Regions from separate parts of the Mus musculus genome. Here region 2 is linked to region 1. The links are chromatin loops, found by intact Hi-C in ENCODE. Cell type or tissue: gastrocnemius. All regions are shown on one strand. Links, peaks and the distances in the headings refer to the core of each region. The heading gives the core; the rest is flanking DNA.

Region 1 (9,854 bases), core at 646-8,645:
AAAAGGCAAACAGAATCCAAGTATAGTTATTTATATGTGAATTAAAGTAATCCTCATAACTGAGAATCATAGTGACTCTCAGATCAAATAGACGTATGTTTACACTTGGTGGTGCTGCTGGATATGGCATCAGCAGTTATTTTGTTCAATTTGGCAGGGTTTAAAAATAAAGAAGGTAGAGACACATGATTTAATAAAAACAGAATTATGAAATTCCTGTCATCTTAAAAGAACAAGAAAGGGGGGCATGCAGGATTACTGTAGGAAGGCATGATGGCATGTGCGTGCCTGAGTCTGTTGCATAAGGGCAGGCTTGTCTTGGCTTTCCTTCCTTGGCTCCAAACTTTCCTGTCAGAGGACTTGACGCCATCGCCAGGCTTCTAAAGTGTGTAGAGCTGGCTCCACTCTCACCTTATGATAAACCTCATCCTGTTATTGCTCTTTCATATGTTTCTTTTAGAGGCACTCAACACATGTGCAAAAGAATTAGTTGTGACAAAAATGTGTTTGATCAACAGCTATCATCTGGTAGGATTTCTTCTTTCATCCCTGCCTGCAGTTCGATTAAAATGAAATACTAAGTAAACGTGTGCTTCGAGATCCGTTCTAGTCTCAGACTGAAGGCAGCTTCTTTGTTCAAATAGAACACAGCCAGAGGTGGAAGCTGAATGAGTGCATGTGAAATGGAACAACAGAGGTTTGATACTGTTCGCAGCATGCGTCCAGTGCTTCACTTAGTATTGCATGTTGTTGCATTGGGGATTCTTTTAATAAAGAGAGCCACGTCTCAGTTCAAGAGTATGTAGAGAAATGGTTTTAAATGTAAATATGGCTCAATTTCTAGCAGTGATTGTGTTAGGGGTGGGATTCATCAGAGGTAGGGGTGATGGTGTTGGGGTGGGGGTGGTTTCATCACAGGTTTTAGCACAGAATCCTTGATGGTGTTTACAAAGGTATGAGAAGCAAAGCCAGATAACACTGACTCTTAGAATGAACAGTGATGATTAGGTAAAAGTGGTGAGCCCTGCTGCTCCTTGTCCACTCAGAGGACAGAGACTTAGTTTTCTATGGTCTGCAGGAGTTGCAGGTCTCCTGTGCTAAGTTCTTGTGCAGAGATGGGCTCAGTCCTAACATCCAGATAACCAGGACACACAGGAGCCCTCACATCACAAATCTAACCCCGGAGCTCGTGTCTCTAGCTGCATATGTAGCAGAAGGTGGCCTAGTCAGCCATCATTGGGAAGAGAGACCCCTTGGTCTTGCAAACTTTATATGCCTCAGTACAGGGGAACGACAAGGCCAAGAAGTGGGAGTGGGTGGGTAGGGGAGTGGGGGTGGGGTATGGGGGACTTTTGGGAAAGCATTTGAAATGTAAATGAAGAAAATACCTAATTAAAAAAGAAAGAAAGAAAGAAAGAAAGAAAGAAAGAAAGAAAGAAAGAAAGAAAAGTTCATCAGCAAGTAAATATATCATTAAATAAATTGTTAGACTTACTCCTTTGGTAAATAGGCCTTCATAACAGAAAAAACTGAAAGAGTATAACATTTTTCTTATGATTGACCATCAGTGAAACATCAAAAATGTCTGACTTTGGGGTTGGGGAGATGGCTCAGCAGTTCAGAGCCTGCATTGCCTTTGCAGAGGACCAGATGTTTTTTTTTTAATGCCCATGTCCGTTGGCCCACAATTAACTCCAGCTCCAGACACAGACAAGCATGCACATAATTAAATTCTTGACTGCCTTTAATTGTTATGTATCTGAGAATTTTTTCAATAGGTCAATGATGTTAAGATTACACATAAAATAACACTGGACATAAGTAAAGTATTTCTATCACTACTTTTCATGATGTATGGGAGACAGAAAAGGATGACTATAAAAGAGGGAGTTATAGTTCTTACACAACTCTGCTTACCAATGTCACTGCTTGCTATCTTGCTTTGGTTACATTGTATGCATTTCTCCCATGCAGTAAAAGTATCTCTTAGAAACTATTTTTAAAATATTTTTACCTATGTTGATCAAAGTAACCATGGGTTTATATCTTGAACATTTTATCAAATAAACACCACAAATGTAACTTATAGCAAGCAATAATTCACACCAATATAAGTAGTACAGATTCAATATAAGTTTTGACTATTATTGATTTATTTGTTATGTGACAGAAATGTTTTTGCAACTTTAAAAGAAAGAATTATTTTATTATTTTAAATGGTGTGTGTATGAATATGTGCATACAAATTTCAGTGCCCTTATAGTTCAGAAGATATAGTTCCTTTAGCTGAGTTATGATAGTGATGATAGATAGTTACAGATAGTTATGTTATTGGTCCTGAGAACTGAACTCAGGTTTTAAGCAAGAGCAGTGTGCATTCTTAACTGCTGTTTTATTATTATTATTATTATTATTATTATTATTATTATTATTCAATCTAAGTAGTTTAATAGTATTTAGTTGTCATTGCCAATGGGTATCTAAACGTAGCTGTACGGTCACTTTGATGATTTTTATGGAAATCTTTCATTTGGGGATGAGGATCTTTTCAGTTAGAGCAATGTTTCTAGCATGCACGAAGCCCTGGTCCCAGCCTTTGGTTTTTGGCTTCCTGGGACACAACAGTCAAAGTTATTTCAGCTCCAGTACTCTGGAAGTAGAGACAGGAGGACCCGAAGCTCAGAGCCTCCTTTAGCTAAATACCAAGTCTGAGGTCAGCTGGGCTACATCAGCCCCTGTCAAGCACACACACAAATTCAGAATTGAGCACATCCAGAAGTAAGGTGAGTACTTTCTGAATTATTCCAATGACTGTCATTACTCTGAGCATATTGGAAGCTAAACATGGTAACAAATGCCCACAGTAATTAAATATAAGCTACTAAAGGGAATTAAATTTAAATTATGGATATATTTTATGATAATAAACAGTACAACTAAGCATCTCGTTATTTTTCATATTAAAAAATTCAAATTCCCTTCAAATTGTGCTGCTGTGTTCTCTGATGCGACCAGTGGTTCGTGTGGCTCTCAGAAGGAAAAGGATACAGAGAACACTCAACCATGAGGAATGAGCTTAAAGCTAGCTCACGAAATTCAGGCTTAGTTTCTTTTCTATAACATAGTTCAAAAGTTAAATTGTTTGGTTTTTGTTTGTTTGTTTGTTGCAAGTAAAAGAGGATCTTTTATTGCTTCCTGCTACTGTTCTCGATTCCGTTCCATCACCTAAATAGGACTAGCCTTTTTGTCTCCTACAGAGCACCTGCTACCTTACTGTGCCCTCTGTTCTAAAAATTCCCATTTTAGTGTGACCACTTAAAATTTCTCTGTATTTTTACTTCTTTCATTTCTTTTTAAAATTGAAAATAGATTGCTTTCATACTACATATTCTAATACAGTTCCCCATCCCCCAATTCCTCCAAGATCCTTCCAACCTTCACTCTCACCCAAATCCATATCCTTTCTGTCTCTTGTTAGAAAACAAACAGGTATCTAAAGAATAATAATAAAAGAAGATAAAACAAACAAAACTGGAATAGGACAAAACAAACAAACAGAAGAAAAAGCATGAGAAGCATATAGACAGGTAGACGGACACAGACACATAGATACACACACACACACACACACACACACACACACACACACACACATGTTCACACATACAGGAAACCCATAAAAAACACAAACTGGATGCAATTGTGTTTATGCAGAAGACCTGCAAGGTTACGGAAAGAAAGAAAGAAAGAAAGAAAGAAAGAAAGAAAGAAAGAAAGAAAGAAAGAGGGAGGGAGGGAGGGAAAAAGAAATATGAAAACGGACCTAACAAAAAAATATGAGACAAAGAACCTCCAAAGATGTTAAATAATTTTTTTTTTTAATTAGAGTTACATGTCTTTAGACCCTACTCAGCATTTTAGGCCTCTCAGTACAGTTTTCCATGTTGAAAACCTCCAAGACCCTGTGGAGACATTATAAAAAATGCTTTATTCTTCAGACTTCCAAAACTGTGCACAGAAATCGCCCCATTTTCCAGCGGAGTCATTTCCCTTGCTGGGAGTCCCAGCTTCGATCTCCTGTTTAGCTTCACTTCAGCTAAAGCTGAGCGCTTCCTACAGGGCAATCGCCACTAGAGGGCGCTTGCAGATCATAGCACACAGGCTCCTTGGCAAGGAACAGCAGTGTGAGAGGTGCAAACTCCATTTCAGCCTCTGTCATGGACACTTGGTATCATTGCTTCAGTGCAGCAAATTGCTTAATTTACAAATATATTTTGTCTGAACTCGAAAAGAAACAGAGCAAGAAGGACGTTAACTCAAAGTATGTCTATCTTCCAACCAGGTGAAAAAGACCAGATTCCAAATACGTTGGAGACAGCAAAGAAGCTCGTAACTTACATTGTTTGAGGAAAGGAGGGAGGGAAGGAAGGAGGGAGGAGGGAGGGGAGAGAGACAGAAAGAGTGAGGAGAGAAGGGGAGGGGAGAAAGGGAGAGACAGGGAATTTTGTCAAATTATAAGCTGTCAAGTATTACATGACTTGAAGTCGGCTGAACTGATGGTTTTAAGGCACTATCCATGTAAACACACAACCTCTACTCTAGTTCATAGACCTCACTGCGTATGATTTGCATTTAGCACCATGAAGCAGATATTATATTTAAAAGGTAAAACAAACCTTTCACATGCTCTTCACGTTTCTTTAGTACTGTGACAGATGCAAAGATTTTCTTGATGTTGAAGAGTATCTTACCTTGTATTTACAGAGGATCAACTGCACTAAGAAGGTGAAACTCACTGTAGGTTTGGGTGGAAGACTGCTAAATATAACCAAAAAATATATAGAGAGATTAGATATTAATATAGCTAGATGATATAAAGATAGAGATAGAATTTGGACCCTGTCTACTTTTGAAATGAATATTATATATTAACAGCTTTACATATGAATTTATGGTTGTATATGAAGCTTTAAATAAAAGATTATACTGGCTGATTACAACAACTTTAAGATTATATTTCAGTCTGGCCAGTGTACCACAAGACCAATGAGATGAGTCTAGCTGATTAACAAACATGATGCACAAAATATTTGATCTTCTGTGATTACTTTTTGGGGGGTTGGGGTTGTTAACACAGTCAATAATAAACGTGATCTATGTTAAAGCTTTTCAATTTTCAATCATGGGCACTTGAGTTATGTTACTCAAGAAACACCAGCTCAGAAGTAAAATTAGTCTCACTGTGTAGGCATGTTGTCCTAACAGAAGAATTAATTAATTATTATTCTTTATTCTTCCTGCAACCCTTACTTCTTGCCCTTTATCAGATTTGTGTGTTCTACTGAACATTCATTCAACAACACCTAAAGTTACTGTGCTGATAGAAACACAAAAATTTAGATAGAAATTGAACCTCTTAGAGGTAGACCGTGACTGGGCATACTCTTGTTCTTTAGACTTATCACATATGTTCAAAAGTGAGTAAGCAGGGTCCCAGGGCCCTACCCATCTCTGCTGAACTACTAACTAGTGGTGGGTTCTAGGGGAATGTTGCATACCCACAGGTGAGTACACCAGGCTCCTGAGGAGGACAGTTCTAAGTCCTTGGTCACCCAGACAGCTCTGGTTGTCCTCAAGGGTGGGAGTGGGGCAGCAGTACTAAACAACCCAACAAGACGTAGTGTGAGAAAAGAAGAGTCCAGTAGAGGACAGTTAGACCAGGGTGGGAGGGAGAGGAGAGCCCGAGAGTGGGAAAAAACACAATCTATTACAAGCACTCAAGGAAATGTCAAGAAACAAATGGATTTTAAAAGGACATCAAGAAACATAGTTGCAATTTTCTCTAAAGATAAACCTTAAATGAAGTATCAGTAGGTAGGAATATGAAGGAATAGGAATTGGCTAAAATATGGCATAGATTTTGCTGTTGTGTATAATGTATCCAGTTTCACATTTAGTTTGGAAACACAGTCCTAAAACAGGTGCACTTGAAACTGCAGTTTGTTCTCACTTTCACAATTAACTACTCTGTTGAAAGTTGCCCTTGAAAGTGAGATAAATGTATATCTTCTTTCCAACATTGCTACTCTGGGGACATTTGCTTTAAGTTTCATTATCTGATTTTCAAGGGATCATCTAAAGCCATATTTGCAAAGTATAAAGAAATAGACAAAGATAAGCTCAAAATCACACAGAGCTGTTACTGGCTTAAGATACTAAAAGGACAGGGGATCATCCTCTGTAGGAAAAGGATACTTTCTAGGGATCTCTGCAATTTTGCAACCAAAGGCACTTTAGAAATTTATTCAGGGACTCTCTACATATGTCAGTTTGGTGAGGTCTTTATCATAAAGATCTAGTTGACTCTGAACCTTTCCGATTGTCACAGATCTAAAGACTCATGGGCTGTAGATGTAGCCCCATTTAGTAAGATAGCTTGTCACATGAATCCTGCCACCAGGGGTCAAACAACCTTCTGTACCTTTAATGAGTAATATCATAGGCACCCACATAAGGAAAAGATTACTCTCATTGGTCGAACCTTAGAGACTCAGTGTATAATTCAGAAATATATATTATTTCATAGTTTTATTTGTTTTAGTCAACGGCTGCCAATTGTGGAGCTTTTGCTAGACATGAGACAGCATGTTATGTACTGACAGCAGTTTTAGCACAATTCAGCATGGAGCTCAGTAGCATCCATATCAGAGACAAGACAGCAGAAAGCTCTGCAGAACACATCAGTTTTTACAAAGACACAGAGCCAGTTGGAAAAGCAACACTGCAGTGGCTTGCACATGCTGACTGGCTCCAGGACCTATGCTGTCATCAGAGAATACAGTGTTTCATCGACGGTTGCAACATTTCTTTACCCTTTCTGTTTTTATTGTTAAATGTTCCATCTTTATATACTCATACAGCCACATTGTATAATATTTATTTATTTATTCTATCTTGTTATTTTAAAAGTCTAGGCTATTTCAAAAGGACCTAAGATTCATTGCACAAATATGTGAACCAAATATACTTTTTGTCCCTAAAAGGATGTAAAAAAGAAAACAGAAAATAGAGAGGAAGCCATAATCCTCTGCTCCTGGAGCATTTAAAATATCAAGCATCAAACCACAGTTCTTCATCTTATAGGCATGAAGAAGTATATATTGGGTGTATGCCCAAGAGTGGTATATCTGCGTCCTCAGGTAATACTATGTCCAATTTTCTGAGGAACCACCAGACTGATTTCTAGAGTGGTTCTACCAGCTTGCAATCCCACCAGCAATGGAGGAGTGTTCCTCTTTCTCCATATCCTCACCAGCATCTGCTGTCACTTGAGTTTTTGATCTTAGCCATTTTGACTGGTGTGAGGCAAAATCTCAGGGTTGTTTTAATTTGCATTTCCCTGATGACTAAGGATGTTGAACATTTCTTTAGGTGCTTCAGTCATCCAGTATTCCTCGGTTGAGAATTCTTTGTTTAGCTCTGTACCCCATTTTTAAATAGGGTTAATTGATTCTCTGGAGTCTAACTTCTTGAGTTCTTTGTTTATATTGGATATTACCCCTCTATCTGATGTAGGATTGGTAAAGATCATTTCCCAATCTGTTGGTTGCTGTTTTATCCTATCAACAGTGTCCTTTACAGAAGCTTTGCAATTTTATGAGGTCCCAAATCTTAGAGCATAAGCCATTGGTGTTCAGTTCAGGAAATTTCCCCCTGTGCCCATGTGATCAAGGCTCTTCCCCACTTTCTCTTCTATTAGTATCAGTGTATCTGGTTTTATGTGGAGGTTCTTGATCTACTTGGACTTGAGCTTTGTACAAGGAGATAATAATGGATTGACTTGCATTCTTCTATATGCTAACCTCTAGTTGAACCATCATCATTTGAAAAGATGTTCCAATGTATAACAAGGACACATGCTCCACTGCTTTCACAACAGCCTTATTTATAATAGCCAGAAGTTGTAAAGAACCCAGATGTCTCTCAATGGAGGAATGAATACAGAAAATGTGATACATTTCACACAATAGAATACTACTCAGCTATTTAAAATGAATTTACAAAATTCTTGGACAAATGGATGGAACTAGAAAATATCATCCTGAGTGAGGTAATCCAATCACAAAATAACACACATGATATGGACTCACTGATAAGTGGATATTAGCCCAAATGTTCAGACTACCCAAGTTATAATTCACAGACCACATGAAGCTCAAGAAGAAGAAAGACTATGTGTTGATGCTTTGGTCCTTAGAAGGGGAAACAAAATACTCTTGGGATGAAATACAGAGACAAAATGTGGAGCATAGACTGAGGGAAAGACCATCCAGAGACTGCCCCACTTGGGGATTCATCCCATATACAGTCATGAAACTCAGACACTATTGTGGATGCCAAGAAATGCATGCTGACAGGAGCCTGATATAGCTGCCTCCTGAGAGGTTCTGCCAGAGCCTGACAAATACAGAGGCAGATGGTCGCAGCCAACCATTGGACTGAGCACAGGGTCCCAAATGGAGCAGTTAGAGAAAGGACTGAAGGAGCTAAAGGGGTTTGCAACCCCATAGGAAGAACAACAATATCAACAACCAGACCCACCCAGAGCTCCCAGGGACTAAACCACCAACCAAAGAGTACACATGAAGGGACCCATGGCTCCAGCTGCATATGTAGCAGAGGATGTTCTTGTGGGGCACCAATTGAACACTTCATTAAACTACAAAGGCTGTGTACAGCAAAGGACACCATCATTCATATAAAATGACAGGCAACAAAATGAGGAAAATCTTTCCCAATTATGTATCTGACAGAGGATTAGTACCTATTATATGCAAAGAACTTGAAAACTTAACATCAAGGAAACAAATAAACCAATTTAAAAGGGGATATAGAACTAAATAGTGAACTCTTAGAGTGTATGAGAAAAAAAAACGTTCAGAATCCTTAGCTACCAGTTTTCCAAATTAAAACTTATTTTGAGATTTTTATCTTAAACTTACCAGAATAGACATTTGCTACTAAAACAACTGAAACCTCATTCTGGTAAGGATGTGGAGTAAGGGGAACATCATCCATTTTTGGGGGGGGGGATGCAGATGAATACAATAAATATGTAAATAACTGTGGGGGCCTCAGAAAGAAGAAAATAGAGTTATTACACAATCTAGCTGCACTGCTCTTGGGCATGGATCCAAATTGCTCTATCCCATTGCTACTTTGTTCATAATAGTCAGAAGTTGAGAGCAGCCTAGATGTCTATCATCAACTGGTGAACAGATAATGAAAATGTGACACATTCACACAATGGAATATTATTCAGCTATTAAGAAAAATAAAAGTGTGAAGCCAGGAAAAAGAAATCATCCTGAGTGAGGTAACCCATCCCCGAAAGACAAACATTACATGTTTTCTCTTATATGTGGATACTATATTTTAAGCTTTAGATATGTTGTAACACCTAGAATATTTACAGAGATTGGAAGTCTAGAAAGGCAACAGGAAATAGAAAGGGAACTTAGAAGATTCTGGGAAAATGATACAGAAGGGTATACAGGGAGAGAAAATGAACACTAAAGCTTTTTACAAAAGCCATATGGAAACCAAATACTCTTAAAATTTTCTTAAAGTATATAAAAGGACTTTAAATGCAGTTGACATATAATGGTGGAGACAATACGCTAACTACACATCATACGTATACACACCAAGTAAAATCTCCAGTCCCTGGAATGGGTTAAATCTTTTTTTTTAATTACGTATTTTCCTCAATTACATTTCCAATGCTATCCCAAAAGTCCCCCACACCCTCCCCCCAACCCCCGCTCCCCTACCCACCCATTCCCATTTTTTGG
Region 2 (9,854 bases), core at 1,269-9,268, 400 kb after region 1:
GAGTGTAAGAAAAGGCTTCCTTTTGTGGTAGTGTGTGTGTGTGTGTGTGTGTGTGTGTGTGTGTGTGTGTGTGTGTGTGTGATGACTTCTTAGGATCCAAGACAGTGATGTCTACTTGTCATTTAGCTGCTTGTCTGGAAGAACTGGGTCCACACTCTCTGGGGTTTGACTGGAAGGCATCTGGGTGGTACCACCTAGTTTTATGTTAAGAATTACTCCCCTCTGATGCTTCCCCTCAGCCTGGTTCCGAGCAGGGTGCTTCTGCCTCTTTAGAGTGTTCAGCCAATCATGCCTGCTGCAATCCAGACACTGGAGTGAGTGTGTTTCCTTGCTGGAGATTTGTAAAATCTATCACCCATCTGACAATCTATACTTTTTGCCCTGTTATTCTCTTGACACCCAGAGCTCTCTGGTAGCATTAGGTTAGCCCCTTTCTCTTGAAGATACGGAGCTACATAGGTGTCTGCAGACGTTCCATCCTTCAGAGTCTAGATCAGGAACAAGCAGAAAGCAGAATCCACACAATTCCCTGTGGTCAGTCACAATGTTCCGCGGTACAACAGTGGACAGAAACTCCAGCAACCCTTGAAACCTGCCAGAGCAAAAGCAAATGTTTCTTGTGCTCTCTGTTTTTATACCGGAATTACTAAACTATTTTAAATTGCACAAGAGAGAGGAGAAAGGGAAGACAATAGCTGAGCTATTTTAGCACATATGTAAGTAAAACTTTATAGCACACTTGTAATTTAATTATGTTTCTGTTTGCTATCCAAAACATGTTAAACCGACAGTTAATGCCAGGAAGTCAGATAGGCCCTTGATAGGAAATGGGTGATTTACTAATATGGGGGAAGTTGCAGAACAGCCCATGGTTTTAAAAGAGGAGCATTTGTCAAAACCTTATCAATTGTATCTTCTCAGAATTCTTACAGGGACTCTCACAGAACATTGCAAGGTTCCCTGTGGCAGCACCTGGGTGCTGGCACTGCCAAAACTATATGGTAGAAGAAGTAAGAATTAACCCTTATGCACAATTTATGAATAATATTTTTGCATATAGTTTATGCATGCCATTATGAATGGAAAAAGCTTATAAGAGTCACTGACACATAGTCCCCTAACAAATAACATCCTGGTTTCTAGTGTCTGTCCTATGTATGGACACAGGAGGTATGAACTAGCAGGTCACTGTGGTACCACGGGAAGGGAGTACCATGGATGGATGGGATGCAAGCTTTTAGAAGCATGCGTACTACGCCCAGAGGCGAAGGGAAGAACTCTCCAGACACAGAGCAGGGCAAGCTGCATGCATGCTGAAGCAACCCACATACACCCAAGGCTGTTAGAATGCAGGCTGGAAGTGGGCTGAGGGACAGATGGGACCAATACAAAAGCAAGCACTGCCAAAGTTCCCAAGGGTACTGAAGTTCGCAGTTTATCCTCTAAACGATGAGAGGGGAGAATGAACCACACACACACACACACACACACACACACACACACACACACACACACACACACGATTTAGAAGTTCACTGAGGAATGGTGGAAGGAAAGGACTGTGGAAGGGCGGGCCTGAGATGGGGAGGAAATTTTAGAAGTGAAGAATCAGAAAGAGGAGGGGTCCGAAGCATGGAAACGCTGAGAAGTGACTGGGTAGAAGGTAGAGACATGGGCTTTTTCATGATGAATCCCTCTGCAAATATCCTCCCCAAGCTGTTGGGTATAATTCTTAAAAGAGGCTCATGTCCGTAGACTGGAAGAAGCCACTGGGTGCTGTCTTGAGCTTTTATTTTTGTCAGGGCTGAGGCTGAGAAAACCTCACCTCAGATTCAGATGTGTGGGCGCCGCGTAGTGGTCACTTTAGGAATTACAAGTATGGGACAGCATTCCCAAAGGCATGATCAGGGACTGGGTGTTGATAACTTGTCTGAAAGTGACAAACGCCACCCTGGAGTTTTGTTGCCTTTTTCAGAGGAACAAAAAAGTGTTTTGTTGTTGCTGTTGTTGTTGTTTTTAGGTTAAACTGGGTTTTTGCTCTTTGTTTGTTTTTGTTTTTAAAGCGACTTGTCTCTGCTAAGATAAGAAAATTGTCATTCCATTTGAAACAGTCTGGGGTGAGGCCAGCAGGTCCTTACCCCTGGTGTTTGTGTAGGGCCTTGTAGATGATTCAAACTGAACAGTGCTGTCCACCACAGGCTGACAGAGGGAGCCTCATTGTGTAGTCGTCCACTGCTAGTTGGCACTGGGTGCTAAAAGGGTGTTAAGGTTGATGAGCAGTTCAGCCTCTGCTGAGACTACATCTTCAAATACAAAGGCTGGACCACTGCGGCAGCACACCTCTGTGACTCCAGCACTAAAGAGATGGAGGAGAGTGGGTTGAGGGTGGGGGGTGAGACGTTCAAGGCATCCACCTAAGTTAGGCCATGAGTTCCCTGCCAGTCTTCACTATATAAGATTGTCTCAGAAGACAAAAGATAGAAAGGAGGATGGAGAGTATGAGGAAGAGAAAAGGAAGAGGAGGGAAATAAAAAAAAAAAAGAAAAAGAACTCTTGCTTTAGCAACTCTCTTTCTCTTATGTCCTTAGAATAGCCATTCTTTTAAAAAAAAATCTCCTCACTTGCCCTTTATAATTCCCAACAACAGCCTGTGTGCCACCTCCAGCTGCCACTGTGACTCCATCAAAGGTACCACTCATGGGGTATCAGAAATAGTCTTCTGTCAGCCTGGGCTGACCCCGCTACCCTACCCCTCAAGTTAGTTTTTGGAAAAGCAAATCAGATGTAGCCACTCCCTTTGTTCCTCAACTTCCTTCACTCTGAGGCAAAATTCCCATTGCTTGACCGACCTGGCAGCCCCTCCCTTACTGCCTGTTTTGGCTTCTGTTGCTTTCTTCAAGTCCTGTGAATATGCCTGCACTCGCCCAGGTCAGTATCTCTTTGAATCTGCAAGTCTAGACTGATTTACCCTTTATGGGATATAGTATATACCCCAAACAGTAAAATTTACCATGCCTTATTTTGTTTTTTCCATAAGATTTTATCTCTGATATTATGTGGTTATATATCTACTGTTTCGAATATCTCAGAACCTGGAAATATATATATATATATATATATATATATATATATATACATACATATATACATATACGTATATATATATACATACATACATACATATATATATATATATATATATATATATATATATGTGTGTGTGTGTGTGTGTGTGTGTGTGTGTGTGTGTGTTCCCATGAAAACGACTGGATGTTCTCTGCTTAACTGTTAATCTCAGCACCTAGAATAATGTCAGGCACATACTAGGTGGGCAAATACTGATTAAAGAATGACTACACTATTTCCTAACCCAGACCTATTGACACAACACGCCTCCCTTCACAACATCCCTGATTAACCTGTGCTAGCCCTCTGAATGAGGAAGTGGAGCGAGCTTTGGAGCACGTAATGAGTTAGTGCATTTTCAGTCCACCACCTCATCCTCCTTAGACACATGAGCTGCTCTCAGGAACTCAGCATCTGCACCTTTCTGCCCAAGGTGGGGGATTTGGTGTCAGTCATTTAGCAGTAAATTTCAAAGGCAAGTGCAGGCCTGTCTTCACTCTGAGTGACCTCTATTTACAGCCCATGATGCACTCACCTGGAAAAATCTAGCTTCAAATAAACAACTCATGATTCCAGATGGAATCTCAAAATCAAAGTGAAGTAACTTTGGTGCTACAGAATCAAATATTCACAGCGGGACACTCTAGCCAAAGACCACAGTGCCCTCTGCTGGCCATGGTACCTAACAAGGCCAGAGTGGACAATGAAGGAAGGATCGCAAAGAAACCACCATTTCGTTGAACTAATGAAGCTGCTATAACACATTTCTAGTTGTATTAGCTGGGGTTTTCGAGAAGAACAGAACTTATAGGATGAATTTATATAAAGAATTTATCAAATCAGATTACTTTAAAATAGCACCAATGGCTGGCTCCTACCTGAGAGGCCGAGGGCGCCATAGGCACTATCTTTGAATCTCATCCCTCAGTAACTGGAGTAGTCCCACAATGTCTGTCTCTCACAGGATGACAGCTGAGAGAGATGCGGAGTCCAGGAGGCTGGGTGCCCTCACATTCCAATCTGGCACCAAAAATCTCTAGCAAGTTCCTGCAGAGCTGTTCATCCTTGTCAACAACGAAAGCATAGAAACACTGCTTTTGATACCAGAAAACGAAAGCAGTGGCAGTAGCCAGGGAAGCTAAAACAGGTGGCAGGCCAGAAGGCCAAGAGCTGAAGGCCACTCATCTTCCTTGTGCCCTGGCCTTTGCATCTGGGCTGCTACACTCAGGGTGGGTCTTCCCATGCCAAGTCTGGCAATCAGAGTAGTTCATTGGGTGAGGCACCCAGCTCAGAGGACTCTAACCCGGGCCAGGCTAACACTAGGCATCATAAAATTCCTCCAAAGAAACTTGAACATGGCTGTAATAGCAGTGAACATTCAGCATGTTTGCAAGGGGTTAGTGTGGGGAAGAGAAGTATGGATGCACATAGGACAGGGGAAGAGAAATGTGGATGCACACAGAATAGAAAACATGACAGTCTAGAATACAAGGTGGACGCTGACTCAGCACCTACATGTGTGAGATGATACCTGAGCTGTCACTGACTTGGACCTATGAAGAAGACAGAGCATACATGGGAGTTACATCCTGAGATGAAGCAGAAGCAGATGTGTGCAGAAGAGAACATGGCTAGACTTGAAGGCTTGGGTAATTACTTTTGCTTGCCTAGTTACCAACCAATCTCCAAGCTGTTTTCTCTTCGTGATTTCTCTTCCTGAAAGCACCAGATACTCACTGTCCAAATGACCTTATGGCTAGAGAAGGTTATGTGACCCAGTCCTGACCGGTGGTTTATATATAAGGGGATTTGTCACAGGGATGGCTAAGATATAGTTTCTTCCAGAAAGCAGACACAAACAAGATGCCCATGAAAACAGATTACCACTTTCAATCTGCTTGCATTACTTGTGTAGAGATGTAGCCTTGAATTCGCCTGGTGACAGTGACTGGAAACATTACCAGTGCTGTGGGGATGGAGCCTTAGGTGACATAGCAGGGTTGTTGAAGTACCCAAGTCCCCCTGTCCTTGGATTTCTTGTCATGGAAGAAAATACAAACTTTATGGCCTACATCACTCTTTATTCTGTTATTTACTCTCTTTCTCTCACTTTGTCTCTCTCTCTCCCCCCCATCCCCCCATTATCTATACACTAACACATTCACATCCTATTGTGTACTGATTAGTTTCTGTCAGCTTGACAGAATCCTAGGCTTCCTTGGGATGTGAACCACCACGGAGGAACTACCGCCATCAGATTGGTCTGTGGGGCATTTTCTCTGAGTAGCCAGAGGAAGAAAGCCAGTGAGAAGCATTCCTGTGGGCTCTGAGGGCTCTGCTTCAGCTCCTCACTAAAATTCCTGCCTTGTGATGATCATCCCTTACAGACAGATGGGAAGAAAAGCCACAGAAAGGAACTAGCAAGGGCACAGAATCGTCAACAATGGTAAAGTGAAGCTTCCAGAAGGAGAACAAAGGGTAGGGGTGTGTTTGAAGGTATAAGCAAGCAGTAAGGGAAGGACGCTGAGGTGACCTTTGTCCTGTGCTGAGTCCTCATGCTAAGCACAGAGGTCAGAATTAAGCCAAGGGGATGAGTGGAGAAGACGTGACTTCTCTGTTCAGAAGCTGCCTACGGAGGGACAAAACCTGACAGACACTGGGGAATGCCTGGAGCGCAGAGGAAATTATTTTCTCAAGGTTGGTGAAGGATAGTCCTAGTCACATACTAAAGAGAAAGAGCTAGACATAAGAGAGGAAGTCGAGTGAGAGCTGATGGGACAGGTCTCAGGATGCTATGGGGATCTTGCAAACAAATTCAAATCATAGCTTTTTCTAAAGCAACATAAATCAAAATCTTTAACGGAAAATTTAATTCCAGTCAATACTGGAGGACTTGATTTCTAGTGAGGATTCTACCACAGCATCGAAATATCTGTAGGACACTCTAGCTGCCAACCACAGAGTTACAGTTGAACCCCACATTCTTTAGGAAAGACTGGGAGCCTTTAGGCCTGGGGAGTGGGCAACAGCCTGTGCATTTATCCCACAGACAACCTGGCATCCCATGGAGTGTTCCTGGGCCCCTTTACTGGGAGGAATTCTCTTCTGCCCAGCATTGTTCTCCCCTTGATGCACAGAAAATCACTCCTCTCTACAGATGGTGGCCTAATTGCATTATTTTTGACCCAAATAAGCTTACTTTTCTACATGATGAAAAGTGAGAGTTACATGTGGCTGTGTTTCCCCATATGCAAATGTTCATAGTCAACCTCATCCATGAAAATGTAGGAGCACAGCATGCTTTCGCATGACTGTGATAGCTAGAAAGACTTTTAAAGATGAGATTGGCACTTAAGATCTGTATAACTTTTAAATTGGCTCACAATAATTCAATGCTATACAATCTCAGGGCCAGAGAGTTGGATCATCACTTGAAGTATTTATCCATATTCATGGTCTCCTCTCATGACAAGCCTGAAATTCTCTTGTCCATTTATAATTTCACCTAGCAGTCAATTACCTCTGCCAACTGGATGTTCTTTCCAAAGATTCACTGCATATAAAAGTAACTTTTATTTGCCTGATGTAATTGTCATCTCCAAGGCTAACAGTCTCTGTCTGCTAACCTAGGCCTGGTAGCTTCTACCCTCCATACAGTCTTAGCTAGGCACAGAATGTTTTAAGCCTCTGATTCTTATTATTGATCTCTGGTTGGCTGATTCAATTCAGCTGCTCTGGCTCAAACTCCTTTCCAAGCTGACTGACTCAATCTGGCTTCTCTCTCTCAGCCTCGTACTAACTTTGGCAATATGTCCTAATCTTCTGGTTTCTTCTCATTCTCTGACTTGTTCTTTCCTCACCTGTGTCTAGCTTGTTCTCTCTCTGCAACCTGTCTCTGTACAACTGTTCCAGTAAAAACTGCCCCGCCCTCGAGCTGATTAAGTAGCCTCTCCTTTCTCTGTTCTCATGAGAGTTGTTCTGTTGAATCTTTCTCTGATTTGTCACTTACCTCAGAATTAGACATCACTTTCAAACGTGGACGCTTCCTTCTACAAACTAACTTTACTTTCACTGTTTGGGATTAAAGGTACGTACTAAGGATGTGTCTGTATTCCAGCCAGAGGAATTAAAGATGTGTACTAAGATGAGCCACACCACAACTAGAAACAATTTTTTTCCAGTAAACAACACAATCTCGGGGTTCATAGTATGACCAAATACCCTGCAACAACGGTTCCATTTAACCTTGGGAGTTAGCATCTTTTTGAGATGTGTGAGCAGTGGCCATAAATATTGAATGCAAAGTGTCTCCCCAGTGAAGATTCCTGTGTTGTTGTGATGACCTACACCACAAGATCAAGTATGCTAGAGAAAAAGTGGTTATCTTATGCCATGTTGAAAGAGAAGCCTTGGTGTCTCTCAGAATATCCTGGGAAGAAGAACTGAGAGTGCAGCAGAGTTTCCCAGATGTGGAAGATCTCAACAGTGAAAATAACTGCGTCGAGGAGTCAGGGCCCAGTGAAGCTGAACATCATGATGAACACCAGCTGAAAGTAGGTCAAACACACTGAGACAAACGTGCAAGCTTCAGCCCGGCTCACCTATGCAGAAAGCACATAGATCAGATGATGGGGCCTTTTTAGCCTATGTTATATGCCTTTCCACCACCTGGCATCTCACATTGCTTGAGTGAGTGTTTAGCCATTGTTAAATAAATAAGTGCTTGCCCCACGTCCTCCTGAGGTCCATTCCACGCGCCTGCCCATGCGAGAAGCAGCTTCTTCGCACAAATCCATGCCTGAAGTCTGAAGCATCTGCCCAGTGACTTCAGCTCTATGTTGAAAAGCACAGCGTGAGTTTGCTATTCACTAGCACAGCCCATGGGATCAATATACCCACAGCCCTTTCATCAGAACTCAGCCTCAGAGCCTCTGGAGACTAGGAAGCTAGATCTCTAAGAAGCCCCCAATGACCTCCAAAGGTAATGAGGGAAGGAAACACACCAGAAAACAACTTAAACGTGAATGGATTGTCAAGCAGGCTTGACATTTAAAATTTTTTTCTATGAAATTATTATTAGTTGGAGTTTGTATGTTATGTAGACTATAATTAAATAATTTAGCATTCTTAATTTAGAAAATAAAATCATGCCCCTAGCATCTAGTCTATGGCTTTAGGATCCTCTCTTGCTCAAAAGGACCAGGGCTAGTGTGAAGAAACTCTTAGAAACATTAGTTCATAATATTTTTAGAAGGCATTTTGATCATCATGGCAAAGGATAATTAACAACTGTTTTGCAAGTGGGAAAACAGAAAGAAACATATCAAGCTGGGAGAGGACCGCAGAGGAGGATTGGGAGGAGGATAGCTGTTAACATGAAGGATGTTTTCAAAAGCCACTCTGCAGGGGTTAAACAATCTACTATCCAGGTGTTAATACCTTTCCAAGAGGACATGGGTTGCCAAGCAAAACACTCCAGTGCCAGGTAGGACACCATTCTTTGAGTTGTTTACTTGTAGTATAGTCATCCTGAAAACAAAACAGGCTATTGTCATTTCTATTGGCTGTCCACCAGAACTTGATAGAAAGACCCTGTTGCTGAAGGTACCACACAATTTGGTTTCAGGAAATGGAGAAACCAAGTTGGTACTGGCCAGGAAGTTTCCCTGCTGCTAAATAGCGTTCATAGTACTGAAAGGTGCCATGTAGGTTTCTGGGGAGCGGATGTCATCAACAACCTTACCCAGCTGTGTTCCTTATAAGCTCAGTAATGACCAGCATAAGATATTGGTTTCAGTAGTGTTTTGGATTTGGTTTGTTGCTTATATTGCCAGGAAAGGAGTAAGATGCAGGATTGGGAGCTGTAGAAGGGAGAGCATACAATCATGTAAGAGTCAGGGAGGAGCAGCCCCAGGTGCCCCGCCATTTGGGTTTGGGGTAGCAAAGACGGAATATGGATTTTTTAGTAAGTAATAATTCGTAAGTATCGGAGGGGAGGTGTTAGCAGCGTGGAAGCTTGGTTGTGACTCAGCAATTGTGCTGTTTAAGACATATTAAAATAGAAGGCTCTGTGTGTGTGTGTGTGTGTGTGTGTGTGTGTGTGTTTGTGCGCGCGCGCGCGTGTGTGCCCACGAGCACGTGCATGCGTGTGCCACGTGTCTGTGTGTAATACAGAAGGTTTCATAAAGAACCTTCCTTCCTTCACTTCTCTCCATCTTATTTTTCTTGAGACTGAATCTCTCACTGACCACTTCTCTGTTGCTATGATAAAACACTGTCTAAAAACAACTTGGGGGAGGGAAGGGTTTCTTACATTTTAGAGGTTACAGTCCATTACTGAGAGAAGCCAAGACCTGAACTCAAGACATGAACCCAGACAAAGCAACTAAAACACAGACCATGAAACACATGGTCCTATGCTGGTCATTACTGAGCTTATAAGGGACACAGCTGGGTAAGGTTGTTGATGACATCTGCTCCCCAGAAACCTACATGGCACCTTTAAGTACTATGAAAGCTATTCAGCAGCAGGGAAACTTCCTGGCCACTCACTAGTTTGTTTTTCGTGGATTGCCCAGCTTGCTTTCCTATACAACCCAAGACCAGTAGTGGCATTGTTCACAGAGGGCTGGATCTTCCACTTAATGAGCAGTGAAGAAAATGACTCACAAACATGCTCACTGGCCAATTCATCAATTAATGTTCCATCCTCCCAGGTCATCTAGTTT

Evidence for each region. A loop is a pair of places that touch in the nucleus more often than their neighbours do. Peaks named below come from ENCODE experiments on the same cell type or tissue, not always from the same donor. Only the 100,000 strongest peaks of a DNase experiment are listed, where the experiment ranks them.
Region 2: it touches region 1 in a loop (11-fold over the local background); 32 of 42 quality-filtered maps call a loop at or near these places.

What each region holds. Positions count from the first base shown.
Region 1 is chr4:85,796,282-85,806,135 of GRCm38, reverse strand. It overlaps a transcript of Adamtsl1 not described here. Among named protein-coding and RNA genes, the nearest start is that of Adamtsl1, 250 kb to the left of the region's middle. In gastrocnemius, for the core only: a CTCF peak has its summit at 4,134 (motif pointing right); a DNase peak (open chromatin) is centred at 4,131.
Region 2 is chr4:85,396,960-85,406,813 of GRCm38, reverse strand. No RefSeq gene overlaps it. Among named protein-coding and RNA genes, the nearest start is that of Sh3gl2, 200 kb to the right of the region's middle. In gastrocnemius, for the core only: CTCF peaks have their summits at 1,866 and 3,794 (motif pointing left); DNase peaks (open chromatin) are centred at 1,324, 1,854, 3,782 and 4,288.